2 separate regions of the Homo sapiens genome follow, and region 1 is linked to region 2. Evidence: chromatin loops called from intact Hi-C (ENCODE). Cell type or tissue: tibial artery. All regions are shown on one strand. Each heading gives the region's core, and the rest is flanking DNA. Links, peaks and the distances in the headings are about the cores only.

Region 1 (9,575 bases), core at 664-8,663, 160 kb after region 2:
TGGCTAGAACTCACAGAAGGCTGTTATACTCATAGTTACAGCTTGATTACATGGAAAGGATACAGATTAAAATCAGGGAAGAAAGGTATAGGGCTGAGTCCAGGAGGGCACCAGGCATGGAGTGTCCATTATCCCTTCCCCATGCAATCAGAGTGCATTACCCTCCCGGCTTTGCTATGTGCCAATACACATGAAGTATTCCCAGCCAATGAGGCTCCCTCAAGCCTCAGTGTTCTGGGTTTTTACTGGAACTTCATCACAGAGGCATGCTTGATTGTCCATGTGGCTGCGCTCAGTTTCCAGTCTCCAGTACTTCCAGGAGTGACCTAAAGCCCAGACTCTAAATCACATAGTTGCTTTTTTGCCCTGGCTAGTCCCTACCCTAAATCTTATTATTAGGCTGTCCATCATGAGCCAAGATCCCCAGGCAAAGATATTCCTATCAGGTATTACATGTTGACAGTTACCTCCCAGGAGTCTAGGACAAAGGCCAGATCTCTTTTTGGTCAAGGTTAATTTTTTTTCCTTATTTTTTAAAACTATACGACATGCCATCATTCTATTATTCAATCTTTCTATTTTATCTTCAAAATAACCCTAATTGGTGGGTAAGGATGTTTATTATTATAAACGAGATCTCGAAAGAAAAGACACTTGGGCAAAGTTGCACAGTCTATCTTTGACTCATGGTGCAATACTCTTTCCACTCTCTGAGAACACTGAGTCCTGTGAAGAAGGTGAAAGGAAGGTGTGTGCGTGTGTGTGCACGTCTGTGTTGGTGTGTGTAAATGTATATCTAATAAGTGTGTATAGATATGTGTATGTCTCTGTATTTGTGTTTGTGTATACATGTGGATGTCTGGGTGTCTATATGCATGTTTGTGTGTGTGTACACATGCTCATGGGGAAGGTTAAAGAGAAAATTGGCCCGGTGCGGTGGCTCATGCCTGTAATCCCAGCACTTTGGAAGGCTAAGGCGAGCAGATTGCCTGAAGTCAGGAGTTCGAGACCATTCTGGCCAACATGGTGAAACTCCATCTCTACTAAAAATGCAAAAAAATTATCTGGACGTGGTGGCATGCACCTGTAAACCCAGCTACTCAGGATTGCTTGAACCAGGGAGGTGAAGGTTGCAGTGAGACGAGATCGCACCACTGTACTCCAGCCTGGGCAACAGAGTGAGATTCCATCTCAAAAAGGAGAGAGAGAGAGTCAGCAGTGTGCAGTGATGCACATCTGTAATGCCAGCTACACAGGAGGTGGACGGAGGAGGATCACTTGAGCCCGGGAGTTTGAGAGAGAGAGAGAAAATTTCAATAATCTTGCAGTTAGAAGGAAAAACCTGGGGCTGAGCACAAAGAGACATAAAGCACAGCATAAAGAGGCAGAGAAATGTCTAATGAAAAGTGACAAAGAATTAATTAGTTCTTATATAAAGAAATATAGGACTTTAGCAGCAGGATAAAACTGGAATATAATTTCTTCTAGAATCCTGATAATCTTTGTGAGAAAACTGTTGGTCATATATGTTAATTGCCAAAACTTGCAGGACCCTATGCAATAGAACTAGCAAATAAAACCATCTTTCTGAAACTCACTATGCTACAAGCAGCATTCAACTCTTTCTCAACCAAGATTTCACTAACCTATCTCCAGCTTCCAGATGGTGAGGGAAAGTGTGATGAGATTTTATGATAAATTGTGCCTGTCTCTGAGTCCATCTCCTTCTATTGAAGAGAAGGAAAATGAGGTGAGCACATTACAGCCCTGCTGACAAAAGTCACAAGATAAGCAAATAATTATTACTTAAAACCAGGGAGTCCTATAATTTATTCATGAATGCCACACATTCTATATTAGATCTTCCATTTCAATTTACTTGTATTATTTGAAGCTAATTTATAAGATTCAAATTATTCAGAAAATGCTCCCACGTAAATAGAAGAAAACACTTTAACCAGAGGAAGTATCATGCTACACAATATGGTGTGGTGGTGAAGGGTGCAGGCTCTAAAACCAGAAAACACAGGTTCAAGTCCTGGCCTTACCACCTTGGGAAAGTTACATGGTCTCTCTGTGCCTCCATTTCCCCATCTAAAATGTGGGGATGACAATAATAGTGTCTATTTCACAGAGCAGTTTTGAGGAAAATAATATATGTAAAGCACTGTGAACAGCAGTTAGTGCTATGTAAGTGTTTGCTCTAGTTATTTTAACATTTCAGATGATAAATATCTACCCTGTTATTCAGATGACAAGCGTCCCTAAGCTGATAACATGATGAAGAGCTTTTGGGTTTCTTAATTTCCATCAGTTTTGTGAGGGAAAAAATACCACATGAAGAAGAGCAACTGAAGCAGGCGTGAGGAGGAAACTTGGCTTAAGATTGGGGGGCTTGGGGTTATTAGGCTTTCATCTTCTAAAATGTCCTAAGCTCCATTGATAAGAAGACACTTAGTATCAATCCAGCTAAAAAGGAACAATAGACCCCACAAGACACTGAGTTAGAGACAAAAATAGCAGGGTAATAAATGAAATATGGAAAACTACACAACCAGAAAAATAAACAGCTACCAGTACCCAAAACGTGGTTAAATCTCACAGGATTATATTGAATGAAAGAAGCCAGCCACAAACGTGCACATACTGAATGGTCCCATTTATATGAAGCTAAAGAACAGGCGAAACTAATCCATGGTTGCAGAGGTCAGGATCCTGGTTAACTTTGAGGGGACAGCAACTGAGAAGGGGCAAGAGGGAGCCCTCTGTGCTGATGGGAACATTCTGTATCTTGAACTGAGTGGCGGTCACATAAGTGTGCACATATGTAAATAGTAAGGAGTTGTAGCTTAAGGTATAGGCACCTCGCTGAATGTAAGATACTGTCTTAGTCCATGTGTGCTGCTGTAACAAAATATTTGAGACTGGGTAATGTGTAAAGAACAAAAATGTATTTCTCACAGTTCTGGTGGGTGGGAAGTCCAAGATCAAAGCGCCAGCAGGTTTGTAGTCTAGTGAGGGCTGCTCTCTGCTTCCAAGATGGCACCTTAAATGCTGAGACCTCCAGAGGTGAGGAATGCTGTGTCCCAGCATGGTGGAAAGAACAGAAAAGCAAAAGAAGAAAACCGAGCTGGGTAGCTCCCTCAAGCCCTTTCATAAGGTCACTAATCCCATTCACGAGGGGGCTCCTCCTTACAGCTTAGTCATCTCCTAAAGACTCCACCTCTTAATACTATCACATTGGGGTTTAAGTTCCAACATGAATTTTGGAGGAGACACAATCATTCCAACCATAGCAAATATACTTTACTAAGAAAGAAAAAAACATAGTCTCTAAATATGATATTTTAAGAGTTTATATATTTAAAGCTCAATTTTCTGCTTGCTTACATACATATTTGTGACCATGAGTGTCATTCTTGGCTGAGAAACATTTCAGTAAATTTTAAAAAGTCTCACATTATCTATTAATATCTTATTCAGATAAGATCAAATTTCTAACCTACATTTTAGGTTGAGACAGAAACCCAGTCATTTGTTGCAATGTGAGAATGACAGAGAGATAGTAACTAGCAGAATCCAACTATAAAACTAAATTTAAGGGCACAATTCTCTACTAATCACTCCCCCAGACAAATCATTACTTGGATAGCAATGAATCAACTAAAAATGGAAGTGAGAAAAGTTCGAGTCCTTTTTGCGATGGATGGATGCTTATGAGACTATTAAGTGAAGGGGGTTCGGAAATAAGGGGATAAATGGCATACTAATTTGAGGTTGAATGGAGTAATGAGATGACCTTGGAAATATAAGAATCCTGCTTAATGGGGCTTGTCTACTTGCAATTCGATAAACTAATATACGTAAATTCAAGGAGATAAAGGACATGAGCACTCAGCACAAAATTACAGGAATAGATTTAGCAAAGAGGAACCAAAGTTGAGATAAGGGCCACTGTTCCAGGTCTGACATCTTTAATTCTTGAGTCATGGGGATGGTAAACCAGAGAACAGAGTCTTCCGACTGGAAGCTAAAACCAGCCTTTGGGGTGGGTTCAGAGAGCCTGTTCAGACTCAAGATGCGAAAACAGATGTTGCATGGTCGAAAACATCCCGAGTGCAAGGGCATTTTCAAAGACAGCGGTGCTCAGGGAAAAAGAATACTGTGTGTTTAAAAAGAAAAAAAATTAAAAGAAAGAATGGAAACAAGGAGGAAAAAGTGACCGGAGTGTAGGGTGACCATACGTTCTGGTTTGCAAGGTACAGCTAATGTTATGTCTGCTGTCCTGGTACAATTATTATAGTGCCCCCTTTCACTCTCCGAAGTGTCTTGATTTGGATGATAAAGCATATGATCACCCTATTAAAGAGAGGAAATTAGCCAGAAGACCTTTGTGTCGATTTTAAACGGTGTGGACTGATCCGCAGTCGCGCTCTTGCCGCTGCCCAGCTGAGCAGCGTGCACCACCTCTGCGTCGCCCTACCCCGCCCTGCCTGGGTCTCCAGGAAGGTTGGAGCGGAACCCGCGCTGCTCTGGTGCCACCTGCAGGTTATATGGGGGAACTGCTTCTCTCCACCCCACTACCCACCACCCCACATCCCCACCGCCACCTTGGACAGCCTTGGACTTGGCCAAAAGACATTAAGAGCACGCGAAGCCCTGGCTGGGGAGTGGGCTGGACCCTGCAGTGAAGCCCGCGTTACAGAATCAGACGGTCCCGGCTTAAGCCAACAAAGCCAAGCTCCTCTACTTCCTACCCACTCCTGGTCTTTCTCATTTTGTAGACAGGAAACTGAAGCCTAATTCAGATTTTTCATTGGTAGGATTGTGAAGCATACAGCGGGAGCCTCCCAGGTGCCATTCCCCACATCTCTGTCTTTCCGCTAACACTTTAGGGTAGTGGGGAGCTTAAGCTTACTAAGTTCCTACTGTGTACTGGCCAGAGTGGGCACTTTTATCTCCAGCCTCGCAATTGATGGGAAATAGGTGATTATACAACTAGGAGACAGGATCAGAGTGGGCTAGCGATGTGCTCACAGTCTCTCAGCTGAAACTGGAACCCAGGGGTCTTTGATTCTAAAGCTAGTGCTCTTTTTGGGTCTCCAGCTTGAGTAATAGTTGTAAAATACAAAGAGCACCATGAAAATCTAATATCAATCCATATAAGACTGTATTGCAAACAGAAACATAGAGTGTCTTCGTGGGAGTGATGGGGAGGGGGGAGATTACCTCAATTCTATGTAACCTGGAAACTCTCCGAGGAAAATGAATGAAGCATGACCAAGTGCAATTTGTCTGATAAAATCTGTCAGAACGTGGGGCCTTGTGTGTCCTGGGTAGTGAAGATGAGAAATCATGGTGCTGGACATTTGCTAAGGTGTTCCTTATGAAATCACTCAGGGCCTCAGTGCCTCCACTCTCTCCATGACCCCAGGCAGTTTCCCCATCTGTCTTCATCCTACTGCCTGGCACACTATCCATCAAACTGTTTTTAGAGTTATGTCTCGATAAAATAAAAATCATGGTGGGAGTCATTTACACCCTAGTGAGAGTCATCTAAGATTCCCTTATCTTTTCAGACCTTTTAGCTGAAGTTGGTTATGAGAGAGGATGGGGAGGGGGAAAAGGGTTGGGGCAAGCACTTGGAGCTTGCACTGTTTCTTGCCGGTGCCCTGGCACAGTGTGAATATGTCCATCTAAATGGAGAGCTCTATGCATGTTCCTCTCTACTCCCTTTGTCACTAATACCAGTTCCCAAGGCAGAGCCCCAGGAGGGCTGGACTGAAGGACCTGGAGGTAATAGCAAACGCTTGGCTTTGGGTTTCAGGTCAAGCTCTGCCAGTGACTTGCTGTGTAAGAGGAGACAAGTCAGTTCACCTCTCTACACTTCAGTGACCTCATCTGTAAAAGACTGGTCTGGACTAGATTAATGATTTTCTTATTTATTTTATTATTATTATTATTTTTGAGATGGAGACTTGCTCTGTCGCCCAGGCTGGAGTGGAGTGCAGTGGTACAATCTCGGCTCACGGCAACCTCTGCCTCCCAGGTTCAAGAGATTCTCCTGTCTCACCCTCCCAAGTAGCTGGAACTACAGGTGCCTGCCACCACACCCGGCTAATTTTTGTATTTTTAGTAGAGATGTGGTTTCACCATATTAGTCAGGCTGGTCTTGAACTCCTGACCTCAGGTGATCCACCTGCATCAGCCTCCCAAAGTGCTGGGATTACAGGTGTGAGCCACTGTGCCCAGCCTAATGATTTTCTTTAGGTTTTGCAATTGTTTTTTGTTTTAACATTATACTCAATTCTTCCTCCAGCATTATTAAGGTATAATTGATAAATAAAAATTGTATATAGTTACAGTATTCAATGTGGTGTTTTGATATATGCATACATTATAAAATTATTAAATCAAGTTAATTAACATTTCCATCACCTCACAACTTATTATTATTATTATTATTGTGGTAAGAACATTTAAGATGTATTTGCTTAGAATAGTGTTTACTAGCAGTGAGGAAAGTTAAGCGGGAGAGAGTAGCCAAAGGCTGGCTAACAGGTTAACAGATACAAGAGTACATGGCTGGGCCGGGCGCGGTGGCTCATGCCTGTAATCCCAGCACTTTGGGAGGCCAAGGCGGACCACCTGAGGGCAGGAGTTCGAGACCAGCCTGGCCAACACGGTGAAACCCCGTCTCTATGAAAAATACAAAAATTAGCTGGGCATGGTGGCTCATGCCTGTAATCCCAGGTACTTGAGAGGCTGAGGCATGAAAACAGGAGGCAGAGGTTGCAGTGAGCCAAGATCATGCCACTTCACTCCACCACCCTGGGAGATAGAGTGAGACTCTGTCAAAAAAAAAAAAAAGTACATGGCTGAGTTTGGTGGCTCATGCCTATCATCCCAGCACTTTGGGAGGCTGAGGTGGGAGGATCACTTGAACCCAGGAGTTTGAGAGCAGCCTGGGGAACATAGGGAGATTCCCATCTCTGCAAAAAATTTAAAAATTCGCCATGCACTTTTAGCTACTCCGGAGGGCTACAGAGGTCAAGGCTGCAGTGAGCTGTGATTGCACCACTGCACTCCAGCCTAGGGGACAGAGTGAGACCCTGTCCGAAAAAAAAAAAAAGAATACAGCTAGATAGGAGGAATAGTTCTAGTTTCTTTAGCACTATAGGGTGACTATAATTTATGACAATTTATTATATATTTTCAAATAGCTAGAAGAGTGGATTTTGAATGGTCCCAGAACAAAGAAATGATAAATATTTGAGGTGGTGGAGACGCTAATACCCTGATTTGATCATTATACATTACATACATATATAAAAATATTATACTGTACCCCATAAACAAGTACAATTATTATGTATCAAATAAAAATAATAATAAAAGCAAAAAATCTACTCTCTCAGCAATTTTAAAGTATACATTATTATTAACTATAGTCATCATGCTGTACAACAGATCTCCAGAATTTATAAGATTCTATTTAATTCCATTCAAAGTACTACATACATAGAGTTAAGAACAAAATGGTATCTGGAGCAAGAAATCCTCGGTAAAACAAAAAAAGAAGAAAAAAAGAACAAAATGGTAATAAAAGGCTTATATCAAAAAGCATTTCCTCTGCCCTTTCCTTTCTTGCATTGAGTCCTAAATCCCAGAGGCCATCACTTTAAACTCATTTTGCTATTTCCTCTGGTATTTATCATCATATTTCTAAATAATGTTTATGTTGCTATTTCTTGATTTGTTTTCTTCAGTATCTGTCTACCTCCTGGCATAGCTCAGTATAGGGCTTACCTCCCTTATGAGGTCTTAACAATTTCCTTGCTTCCAATCTACCAGTCTGATTGGATCATAGTCTTATGAAATCCAAAGCATTTCCATTATTGTAGGTATCTAAATATTGTTCCCTAACCCAACTCCTGCACTGAAATTGTCTAATTTCTTTCCTTTTTTTCCCTCAGAGTTAATAATTGCTTTGTATTTTTTTCCTTCATTTGCTTATATGTTTTTGTACCTATTACCTACCTTTTTTTTTTTTTTGAGACAGAGTCTCACTCTGTCATCCAGGCTGGAGTACAGTGGCACAATCTCAGCTCACTGCAACCTCCAAGTCCTGGATGCAAGCAATTCTCCTGCCTCAGCTTCCTAAGTAGCTGGGACTACAGGCGCATACCACCACGCCTGGCTAACTTTTGTATTTTTTAGTAGAGACGGAGTTTCACCATATTGGCCAGGCTGGTCTCAAACTCCTGACCTCTTGATCTGCCCACCTCAGCCTCCCAAAGTGCTGGGATTACAAGTGTGAGTCACCGCTTCTGGCCCACCTACTATTTTATTTTCAGATGCTCCAACTGATTTATCAAATGCCTAGTGATAATGATCCAAAAACTAAGAAACACCAGATACTGTATCAGACCTGTTATTTTCCTGGAGGCTTCCCTTTCTCCCTTGCCCTCCATCCTTCTGCTCCAATCTGGACTCAGCTCTCAGCCCATGGCACATCTGGCATCCTGGCATGTCTCTGCACCATCGTGTGAATTTCCTCCTGCCTCTTCTGTTGCATCTCCTGTTCCTTGGCCCCAGATCTTCTTTTTTCCTGGTTTACTCTCTCACTGTGTTGCAGCACATTTTCCAGTGGCTTCCTGAGAAAGAGTGAATGGAAGCCAAGCTTTCTGACCCTCACACATTTTAGAATGTCATTGTTCTACCCCAACTCCTGATTACTAGTTTGGCTGGATGTAATGCTCTAATTTAAATGTAACTTCTCCTCACATTGGGAAATATTGCTCTATTATTTTCTAGTTCCCAGTGTTGTTGGGAATAAGTCCGTGTCATGCGGAGTCTTGGCTCTTTACATGTGACCTGTCTTTTCTCTCTGGAAGATTTTAGGGTTTTCTCTCTATCCTTAGTTTTCTGGAATTTCCCAATGCTGTGCCTTGCTGTAGGTCTTTCTTCATTCACTGTGCTAGTCACCTGGTAGACTCTTTTGAACTAGAAAATTATTTCCTTCTATTGTGGGAAGCCACCAGCAGGTTCGTGTGAGCTGGTTAATCACATTCTTTTCTTCCAAGGACGGAGGTATCAAGGCCCTGGGAACCTTATAAGTGGATGTGGGGAAAGGGGGCCTGAGGTGAATCCAACAAAGCTGCAGCACCCACTGAGCTCATGTCCCAGGGCTAGGCTCTGCCTGAGGACAGGAGACATGGGTGAGACCCACTTCCTGCCCAGTCCCATGGTGGGGCTCAGGACACACATGGTCCAGGAGGCCCCCAGCCCCAGCTACATTGACATGCACCTACCTGTATGCAGCGATCAGTGAGCCACAGGACAACTTAGGGGAAGGGGCAGCTCCAGAGTGCAGGATAGGAGGGAAGTAAATAATCATGGGGTGGGGAGTGGCCTTGTGGGGAAGGGGCAAAGGCAGGGCTGTGTGTGTGTGTGTGTGTGTGTGTGTGTGTGTGTGTTGTGTATTGGAGGAAATGGGGAGAGCATCTGTAGTTTTGTCTGCCCCCTTTTTTGGCCACTGCACCCCTTTCTTCGTGAATAGTTTTTCTTCTCTT
Region 2 (9,575 bases), core at 697-8,696:
AGTAAGAAAGCTATCTTGGCTGGAGCAGAGTGGGCAAGGAGGAGAGGAAGAGGTTAAAGAGCTTGTAGTCCCTTGAAAAGACTTTGGCTTTTATGTTGAGAGGCATATACTTCGGGGTTTTGAGCAAAGGATTGACACTTATGTTTTTTGTTTGTTTTTGTTTTTGAGATAGGGTCTCACACTGTTGCCCAGGCTGGAGTGCAGTGGTACGACCAAGGCTCACTGCAGCCTCAACCTTCCAGCCTCAAGCAATCCTCTTGAGTAGCTAGGACTACAGGCACATGCCACCATGCCCAGCTAATTTTTATTTTTTATTTTATTATTATTATTATTTGAGACAGAGTCTTGCCCAGGCTGGAGTGCAATGGCACGATGTCAGCTCACTGCAACCTCCGCCTCTCAGGTTCAAGCAATTATCCCTGCCTCAGCCTCTCAAGTAGCTGGGATTACAGGCGCCTGCCACCACACCCAGCTAATTTTTGTATTTTTAGTAGAGACGGGGTTTTGCCATGTTGGCTAGGCTGGTCTCGAACTTCTGACCTCAGGTGATCCGCCCACCCTCGGCCTCCCAAAGTGCTGGGATTATAGACGTGAGCCACTGCACCTGGCTACTAATTTTTAAATTTTTTGTAGAGATGGGGTCTCACTATGTTGTCATGGCTGGTGTTGAACTCCTGGGCTCAAGCGATCCTGCTACCTCAGGCTCCCAAAGTGCTGGGATTACAAGCATAAGCCACCATGCCCGGCTCAGAAATTCAATTTTGGACATTTTTGGTTGGAGGCATCCATTAGACTTCTGAGGGGAGATGTCAAGGAGAAATAGATATATGAGTTAAGAGTTTTTTTAAAAAGGGCTGGAGATTTAAAAAATTGGGCATTACTAGAATGAGTGGTATTTGAAGTCATTCGGCTGGATGAGATCATCAAAGGAGTGCCTATGGATACAAAAGACAAGAGGACAACTCTACTGTGGTTACTCTAACGTTAAGAATTATTGGAGGCTTGCTGGGCGCTGTGGCTCATGCCTGTAATCCCAGCACTTTGGGAGGCTGAGGCAGGTGGATCATGAGGTCAGGAGATCGAGACCAGCCTGGTTAACACGGTGAAATCCCATCTCTACTAAAAATACAAAAAGTTAGCCAGGCGTGGTGGCGGGCGCCTGTAATCCCAGCTACTTGGGAGGCTGAGGCAGGAGAATTGCTTGAACCTGGGAGGCGGAGGTTGCAGTGAGCCGAGATCGCACCACTGTACTCCAGCCTGGGTGACAGAGCAAGACTGTCTCAAAAAAGAAAAAAAAAAAAGAATTATTGGAGAGAAGAGGATGAACCAGTGAGGTGGAAGAAATACCAGGAGAGTATGTTCTCTCCAATGCAAATGAAGAAAATGTATCCAGGAGGAAGGAGTGATCAACCAGGTCAAATGCTACCAAAAGGCTAAATAAGAGAAGGACTGAGAATAACCATTAGGGTCCAGCAACACCAAGGCTATTGATGACCTTGACAAGAATAGTTCAGTGGAGTGTGGGAGTAAAAGATTGGCCAGAGGGATTTAAAGAGAGAACAGGAGAAAAAAAATTGGACGCACTTAGTATAGACAGCTATTTCAAGGAATTTTGCTGCAAAGGTGAGCAGAGGAATGGGGCAATAGCTGGTGGGGAAAGTGGAGTCAAAAAAAATTTTGAGATGGAGTCTTGCTCTGTCGCTAGGCTGGAGCGCAGTGGCGGGTGCAATCTCGGCTCACTGCAACCTTTGCCTCCCAGGTTCAAGCGATTCTCCTGCCTCAGCCTCCTGAGTAGCTGGGACTACAGGCACACGCCACCATGCCTAGCTAATTTTTGTATTTTTAGTAGAGACGGGGTTTCACCATGTTGCCCAGGATGGTCTCGACCTCTTGACCTCGTGATCCGCCCACCTCAGCCTCCCAAAGTGCTGGGATTACAGGCAGTAGCCACCATGCCCGGCCTCAAAAAAAATCTTTTTTAACATGTGGGTTGATACTTCACTCAATAGCTGCAGCTTATTGGTTGCTTTCCCAGTCTATTCTACCTCCAAAAGCTCTCCCAGATTTTTGTCTCTCCAGCCTGTTACCCCTGCCCTATGTCAGGCCCTCATCATCTTTTGTCTGCATTCCTACAGTAATAGTCCAGTGTGTCCTGCAGGCTGCCACCAGCAGAGTCAGCCTGAAAACCACTGGGCACAGTTCTCCCTTGCTGTTTCCTTTCCTAAAGGATGGAAATTGGATGCCTGGATGAGGGATGGATGCTGTTTCCTGTGTATGAATCAGGGTCCCAGCAGGAAAGACAGAACACACCCCAGTGAGAATAACGTGAGAGGCTGGGGGTGGTGGCTCATGCTTGTAATCCCAGCACTTTGAGAGACCGAGGCAGAAGGATTGCTTGAGCCCAGGAGTTTGAGATCAGCCTGGGCAACATAGTGAAAAGCCCCCTATACAAAAATACAAAAGTTGGCTGGATGTGGTGGCGGGTGCCTGTAGTTCCAGCTACTTGGGAGGCTGAGGTGGGGAGGATCACCTGAGCCCAGGGAGGTTGAAGCTGCAGTGAGCTGTGATTGTGCCACTGTATTCCAGCCTGGGCAACAGAGTGAGACCCTGTCTCAAAAAAAAAAAAAAAAAAAACAGAAAAGAAAAAAAGAATAATGTGAGACTTGACTAAAGGGACTGTTTCCATAGGAATGGGCAGGGTATAGGGAGATCACAAGGGTTAGTGCAGTTTCCTGAGACTGCTAACATGGCCTGTTTCCCCTAGGACTGAAGAAGGTCCCTGGAGGGGAGGGAATGGGAAGATACAGGTTCTGGAAATCTCAGTGAGGCTGAGGAGTGAGTTCCTCCCAAGAACCTGGAAATAAGGGTGGCTCCTGAGAGTTACAAAAAAACCCGTCTAGAACACATGTGGGAGTAAATCCAAAATGGCTGGTCTGTAAATGTGTGACTGAGTGTTTGGGAACCAACTAAAGTCTGTCAAGGGTGGTGGCTGAGGACGCCTCGGGGAGGTTGGGCTGGAGGGGGACCCTATTGGGTGAACAGAAATCCCAATTGTATTAAGTAAACTAATAAAGGTAAAGCGTTTACTGTAGTGTCCATCACTCAGCAAGCACTAAGGAAGTAGATGCTTTTTTTTGCTTTTTTTTTTTTTTTGTGAGACAGCGTCTCGATCTGTCCCCCAGGCTGGAGTATAATGACATATACAATGGCACCATCTTGGCTCACTGCAGCCTCTCACTCCTGGCCACCTCACCTGGCTGATGCTATCTTTTTTTTTTTTTTTTTGAGATTGGAGTCTTGCTCTATCACCAGGCTAGAGTGCAGTGGCACAATCTCGGCTCACTGCAACCTCTGCCTCCTGGGTTCAAGCAATTCTTCTACCTCAGCCTCCTGAGTAGCTGGGATTACAGGCATGCGCCATCACGCCCAGCTAATTTTTTGTATTTTTAGTAGAGATGGGGTTTCGCCATGTTGGCCAAGCTGGTCTCGAACTCCTGAGCTCAAGTAATCCACCTGCCTTGGCCTCCCAAAGTGCTGGGATTACAGGTGTGAGCCACTGCACCCAGCCCTGATGCTATTGTTAAACTCAGTTTGGAGAAAGGCTATGTGGACAGAAGATAGATCACAGGGAAGGGGGGGGTCCTAAAAGCACGTGGGGAAAACGTATATTCTGTCTTAGAGATGCTAGGACGAACTGTCTTTAGAATGAAGGCTGCCCCATGACAGGAAGCAAGGTTTTAAGGTTACTTGACTGAGAGACTCCTCATACCCTTTCCCCTCTTGGGGGTTCCAGACTCACTGAGCTAACTTTCTGGTAACTGGGCTTCCCAAGGGGTAGCCCAAACTGCCTTGATCTATTGATGCAGAAATTCAGTTCTGCTTGACAGTTTTATTTCTCTGTGCAAATTGATACCTAGCCTTCTGGGGTTTGTACATAGGCCTTTATTCTGGTCAAATGCCAGACCTGCGAAGGGAGTCGGATCCACTCACTGAACCAGTGAAACTGGGTTTTGGAGCCAGAGGTCTGGGAACCATGTCCCTCAAAACAGCCAAAGGTATCCATCTTTAGCAGAACTACCTTGTACCAGTTAATCTGCAATAAGTGACTAGGGAGAGAATGAAGGGAAGATCTAGCTAGACAGGGTAGACAAGACTCCAGGGTATAGCCAGGAAAGGGAGTCCTCCTGAAGCCTTTGCCTCATCTTAGGCACTTCCTCCTTCAGGAAGCTTTCCTTGATCCTTGCTCTACCCAGGCTGGGGTAGGTACCCTCATGTGCACTTTTCATGGCACTAACTAGTCACACTGGGCAGGGAGCATTTGTCTACTTGTCACAACATATCTGAGCTTTTGGAAAATAAGGATAATGTCTTATTTGTCTTTGTAGCTCAGGGGCCTGGTGCAGAGTAGGTACTCAGTTAATGTTTCTTGAGTGCATGACTTGGCTGAATGAATGACTGAGACAGAATGGATTGATTAAAGACAAGAGAGGGTGGACTGTAAGCCCCCCAGGATAGAAACCCCGACTGCCTTGTGGTGTACTACTCCCCAGTGCCCAGCACAGTGCCTAGCAGAATCAATGCCCAAAGTGTTCCCGATATGCTGACCGAGGGTCAGATCCCACTTGCCTCTTCTCGAAGATTCTCTACCTGACCACTTCTCTCCTTGCTGCCGCTGGCTAGCACAGAACATCCAGTCCCCGCTGCTGTACTAAGCAACACGGAACCGGGTGGCACCTAGACTTGTTCCCTGTCGCTGCAGATGTAGAGTAGTGTCTTTCCCTCCTTCCAAGCTAGTCGCCCAGGGCAGGGTCGCCCTGTCTGGCTAGGGTGCTGCACCCGCAGCTCTCGGTATCTTAGGTCAGACGCCTGGAACGCGCAGGCCGTTTCTGTTCCTCCGGAAAACAATCTCTGAGCTGCGCCACGACCCGTCCCTGCGGAGCAGGAGTGGGGAATGGGAAGGTGGGAAGGCGAGTCCGCGACTCTGCTCCCCAACCCCAGCTGGCGCGGCGGCTTTCCACGCACCCCCCTCCCCCCACCCCGATCTCCCGATCCTGGCTCTGGCGCGGTGCTCCTTGCAGCCCCACGCTTTGCAAACTTTCGGAGTTTTACTCCATTTGCGTCACGGAAAAGGCAGGAGGATGACGGAGTCCAGGAAGCGAGGCAGCGGCAGCTGGCAAGCTCCCCCGCCGGGCGCTCCAACCACGGGGGCGTGAGGTGTCTCCCGGCGAGGGCGGACAGGCGGAGGGAGAGGAGGGGAGGTGGCGGTCCCAGGGACCAGCCCCGGAGGCTCTCGGGCCCCCTCGTTCCCGGGTCGTTTCCTCCCTCTCGCCTCCCGGACTGAGCGCCAGCGAGCGAGGGCGCTGGCCAGCTGGGAAGCCGCGCGGAGGAGTAGGCGGGGGCTCGGCTGCAGCGCCCCGGGCCCGCGGGAGGGCGGAGCTGGCCGTCCCTGCCCCGCCGGGACGCACGGAAGTGCAGCGGAGTTTGCCCGATTCTCCAGCCTGCTTCCCCCTCCCTCCTCCCTCTCCCCACCCCTCACCTCCCCTTTGGCGATCCCCTCCTTCCTCAGGACGCCACCTCCCGGAATCGCCTTTTTGTTTTGGAGCTGCCTTCTCGCTGGCGGAGCGGAGGGTCTGCGAGCGCCGGGGAAGGCAGGCTGGGGGCGCAGCCCGCCCCCCACTGGCCGGGCCCCGCAGGGCGGAGAGGAGGACGGACGGACAGACGGCTGGCCGCGCCATCTGCTCGCCGGAGCTCACTCTCCAAACTCCAAACTGTTGAGTGTGTGCGTGCACGCGAGGGTGGTGATCGGGGGTCGTAAGTCCCGGGTGAGGAACCGGTTTCTGCTGGGGTTACCTTTGGACGGGGTTCCTGGGATTCAGAGCAGGGTCAGCGTCAGGCTCAGAAACTGCTGAGGAATTAGGCAAACAAAAGAGACCACTCAGCGAGTGGCTAGAAGTCGCCCGACAGCCTCGTCGCGCCCCCTCCTTCCTCCGGGGTTGGGGCTGGCCACTTCTGGGGCGGGGAGAGGGCGCCCGAGCCGGCGGGGGCTCCGGCTGCGCAGCCGGGGTCGAAGAGTTGGCGGCCTGTTGTGTAAGCCTCAGTCCTTGTTTTCCCGGCCTGGCTCGTTGTGAAGCCGGACACATCCACCCTTGGACTCGATTCAGGCGGCTGCTGCTTTTCTCCTTGCCCCTCTTGGATTTTCCGGATTTTTGAAAACCCAGTGGCCCAGGAGCAAGAGGAGGAAGGAGGAAGGGGCAGATCTGCAGAGGAATGTGAGAGCCTCCCAAAGCGAGAGCCGCCAAAAGAATCTGGGAGCCAGAGGGACAGCCGAGCCCTGCCCGGGTTTCTGGAATGGTGGTTTCAGAGTGAGTCTCTTCTATTTTAGAACGTTGTTCCAGTGGAAAGTGTCGAATTTTTCCCCTCGCAGGGCAGATTTCTCCAGGTCACTTGACTTTTCTTCTGGGAGTAGGAGTTAGGAGAGATTCCCCTCTAACCCCCCAGAGGCTGCTAAGGGAGGAGGAGACTGTGGACATGAGCCCTCCCTGCTCACAAGCATATGCCCGGAGACCTGATAGGGCAGTTTCTGGGCCATGGACATTGCTTTGAAGAGGGGGAGACTGGACAGCATCTGTGGGTGCTGAGACCCCACCTTAGGACCTGAGAGATTGAACTGTGTAAGCGCCATTCAGCTGCGAGTGCATTCTTGGACTGCCTTGTGAGCATCCCCGGTCTGGGCAGGACCCTCTCCTTCCCATCTTTCTATACCACCCAGCCCAGCCATGGCACTGAAAGGCCGAGCCCTCTATGACTTTCACAGTGAGAACAAGGAGGAAATCAGCATCCAGCAGGATGAGGACCTGGTCATCTTTAGCGAGACCTCACTGGATGGCTGGCTGCAGGGCCAGAACAGCCGTGGGGAGACAGGGCTCTTTCCTGCCTCTTATGTGGAGATCGTCCGTTCTGGCATCAGCACCAACCATGCTGACTACTCCAGCAGCCCTGCAGGCTCTCCCGGAGCCCAGGTGAGCTTGTACAACAGCCCCAGTGTGGCCAGCCCAGCTAGGAGTGGTGGGGGCAGTGGCTTCCTCTCAAACCAGGGTAGCTTTGAGGAGGATGATGATGATGACTGGGATGACTGGGACGACGGATGCACAGTGGTGGAGGAGCCACGGGCTGGTGGGCTGGGCACCAACGGGCACCCTCCCCTCAACCTCTCCTACCCTGGTGCCTACCCCAGCCAGCACATGGCCTTCCGGCCCAAGCCACCACTGGAGCGGCAGGACAGCCTGGCATCTGCCAAGCGAGGCAGTGTGGTGGGCCGTAACCTCAACCGTTTCTCATGCTTTGTGCGTTCTGGAGTGGAGGCCTTCATCCTGGGTGATGTGCCCATGATGGCCAAGATCGCTGAGACATACTCCATTGAAATGGGCCCTCGTGGCCCCCAGTGGAAGGCCAATCCCCACCCATTTGCCTGCTCTGTGGAGGACCCCACAAAACAGACCAAATTCAAGGGCATCAAAAGCTACATCTCCTACAAGCTCACACCCACCCATGCTGCCTCACCCGTCTACCGGCGCTACAAACACTTTGACTGGCTCTATAACCGCCTGCTACACAAGTTCACTGTCATCTCGGTGCCCCACCTGCCTGAGAAGCAGGCCACTGGCCGCTTCGAGGAGGACTTCATCGAAAAGCGGAAGCGGAGACTCATCCTCTGGATGGACCACATGACCAGCCACCCTGTGCTCTCCCAGTACGAAGGCTTCCAGCATTTCCTCAGCTGCCTGGATGACAAGCAGTGGAAGATGGGCAAACGCCGGGCGGAGAAGGATGAGATGGTGGGTGCCAGCTTCCTGCTCACCTTCCAGATCCCCACCGAGCACCAGGACTTGCAGGACGTGGAAGATCGCGTGGACACTTTCAAGGCCTTCAGTAAGAAGATGGACGACAGCGTCCTGCAGCTCAGCACTGTGGCATCAGAGCTGGTGCGTAAACATGTGGGGGGCTTCCGCAAGGAATTCCAGAAGCTGGGCAGTGCCTTCCAGGCCATCAGTCATTCCTTCCAGATGGACCCCCCCTTTTGCTCTGAGGCCCTCAACAGTGCCATTTCTCACACGGGCCGTACCTATGAAGCCATCGGGGAGATGTTTGCTGAGCAGCCCAAGAATGACCTCTTCCAGATGCTGGACACACTGTCTCTCTACCAGGGCCTGCTCTCCAACTTCCCTGACATCATCCATCTACAAAAAGGTAAGGCCCAGTGCAGGCAGGAAACTCGTCCTGAGTCTGGCTCTCTGCTGGGCCCTGGGGAGATGGGGATGGCCTGGATAGAATGGAGCAACTTGTCTTTATTTCTCTGTCTCAATCATTCATTTAACAAATGTGTTGGGCTGGGCACGGTGGCTTACGCTTGTAATCTCAGCACTTTGGGAGGTTGAAGTAGGAGGATCACTTGGGCCCAGGAGGTTGAGACTACAGTGAGCCCGATTGTGCCACTGCACTCCAGCCTGGGTGACAGAGTGAGACCCTGTCTCTAAAACAAACAAACAAACAAACAAACAAACAAATGTGTTGAATATCAACTCTGTGTCTGTGGCAAATGTGCTTCTAGGTGCAGGGATATTGTTGTGCACAGGCCCGGTCTCTGTCCTCATGGAGCTTGATATTTACCTTCTTGTCAGTTCATTCATTTTCTCTGTTTGCATCTCGTTTACCCATCATGCATGGTGTCATGCTGGGTTCTGAGAACACATAGATGACCAGGCCCCAGGCCTTGCCCTTGAGGAGCCGGTAGGCCCTTGGGAGACACAGACCCAACCCAGATAACAAGAGCTCAGAGTGGGGGCCTGTCTTGTGCTCCTTGCAAGTTAACCTCCCCACCTTTGCAGCTTTGGAAGCTACTCTCACCACTGTGTATTCTCTTTATGAGCGTCTTGTCTGTGTGCAGGAAGATCCCTGTCCCCATTTTGCAGATGAAGGAGCTAGTGTCCACAGAAGAGTGGTTGCACAGCCTGTGGCCCGGCTGGGACTGTCCCTTCCTCCTGCCACCTCCCCAAGGACACGTCCATGTTGGCCACTTCCCAAGCCTAGCCATGTTTTCAGTTCTCATGACCCCCTCTGTGGGGGAGGGACAGGATGGGCCTCTGCCTGTTACTGCTGGGGCTGTCCATGAACTGCCGGGGAAATGACTCATCCTGGGTCACACAGGGGCACTCTGGCTGGGCCAGGGGTGCAGAATCAGGGGTCCAGGGCACTGTCCACATGGCCTATCCAACTCCTGCTTCCCAAGCCTGGCTTCTCTTCTTGCCTGAGGAGAGAGCCAGTGGCTGCCCCAGCAGGTGCCTGAGTCCTGGGCACAGCTGGGAGGGCAGATGTCAGGAGAGAGGTGTGATCCTCCCTGGGGCTGCTTGGTAACTCGTCTGCAGGGCGTGGAGCTGGCTCCCTGGCCCTTGGGCCCTGAGGTTAGACCTGGCTTGGTGGGGAGTTTGACTCTGGGTGGGGCCAGGGGGCAGACCTCTGCACTGAGCCTGGGGAACAGGAAACATGTCACCCACCACCACCAGGGAGGGCCTGGGGTA

What was found. Peaks named below come from ENCODE experiments on the same cell type or tissue, not always from the same donor. Only the 100,000 strongest peaks of a DNase experiment are listed, where the experiment ranks them.
Region 1: it touches region 2 in a loop (3-fold over the local background); 7 of 110 quality-filtered maps call a loop at or near these places.

What each region holds. Positions count from the first base shown.
Region 1 is chr15:75,797,727-75,807,301 of GRCh38, forward strand. No RefSeq gene overlaps it. Among named protein-coding and RNA genes, the nearest start is that of MIR4313, 40 kb to the left of the region's middle. In tibial artery, for the core only: a CTCF peak has its summit at 4,530 (motif pointing left); a DNase peak (open chromatin) is centred at 4,595; H3K4me3 peaks cover 303 bases; H3K27me3 peaks cover 1,202 bases.
Region 2 is chr15:75,642,327-75,651,901 of GRCh38, forward strand. SNX33 (sorting nexin 33) reads left to right here and starts at 5,586. Exons shown (of 2, transcript NM_153271.2): 1 at 5,586-8,247. The coding sequence starts at 6,777. RefSeq lists a silencer at 5,205-5,744 and enhancers at 5,370-6,061, 8,759-9,575. In tibial artery, for the core only: CTCF peaks have their summits at 5,673 (motif pointing left) and 5,873; DNase peaks (open chromatin) are centred at 4,841, 5,205 and 5,585; H3K4me3 peaks cover 4,535 bases; H3K27ac peaks cover 6,055 bases.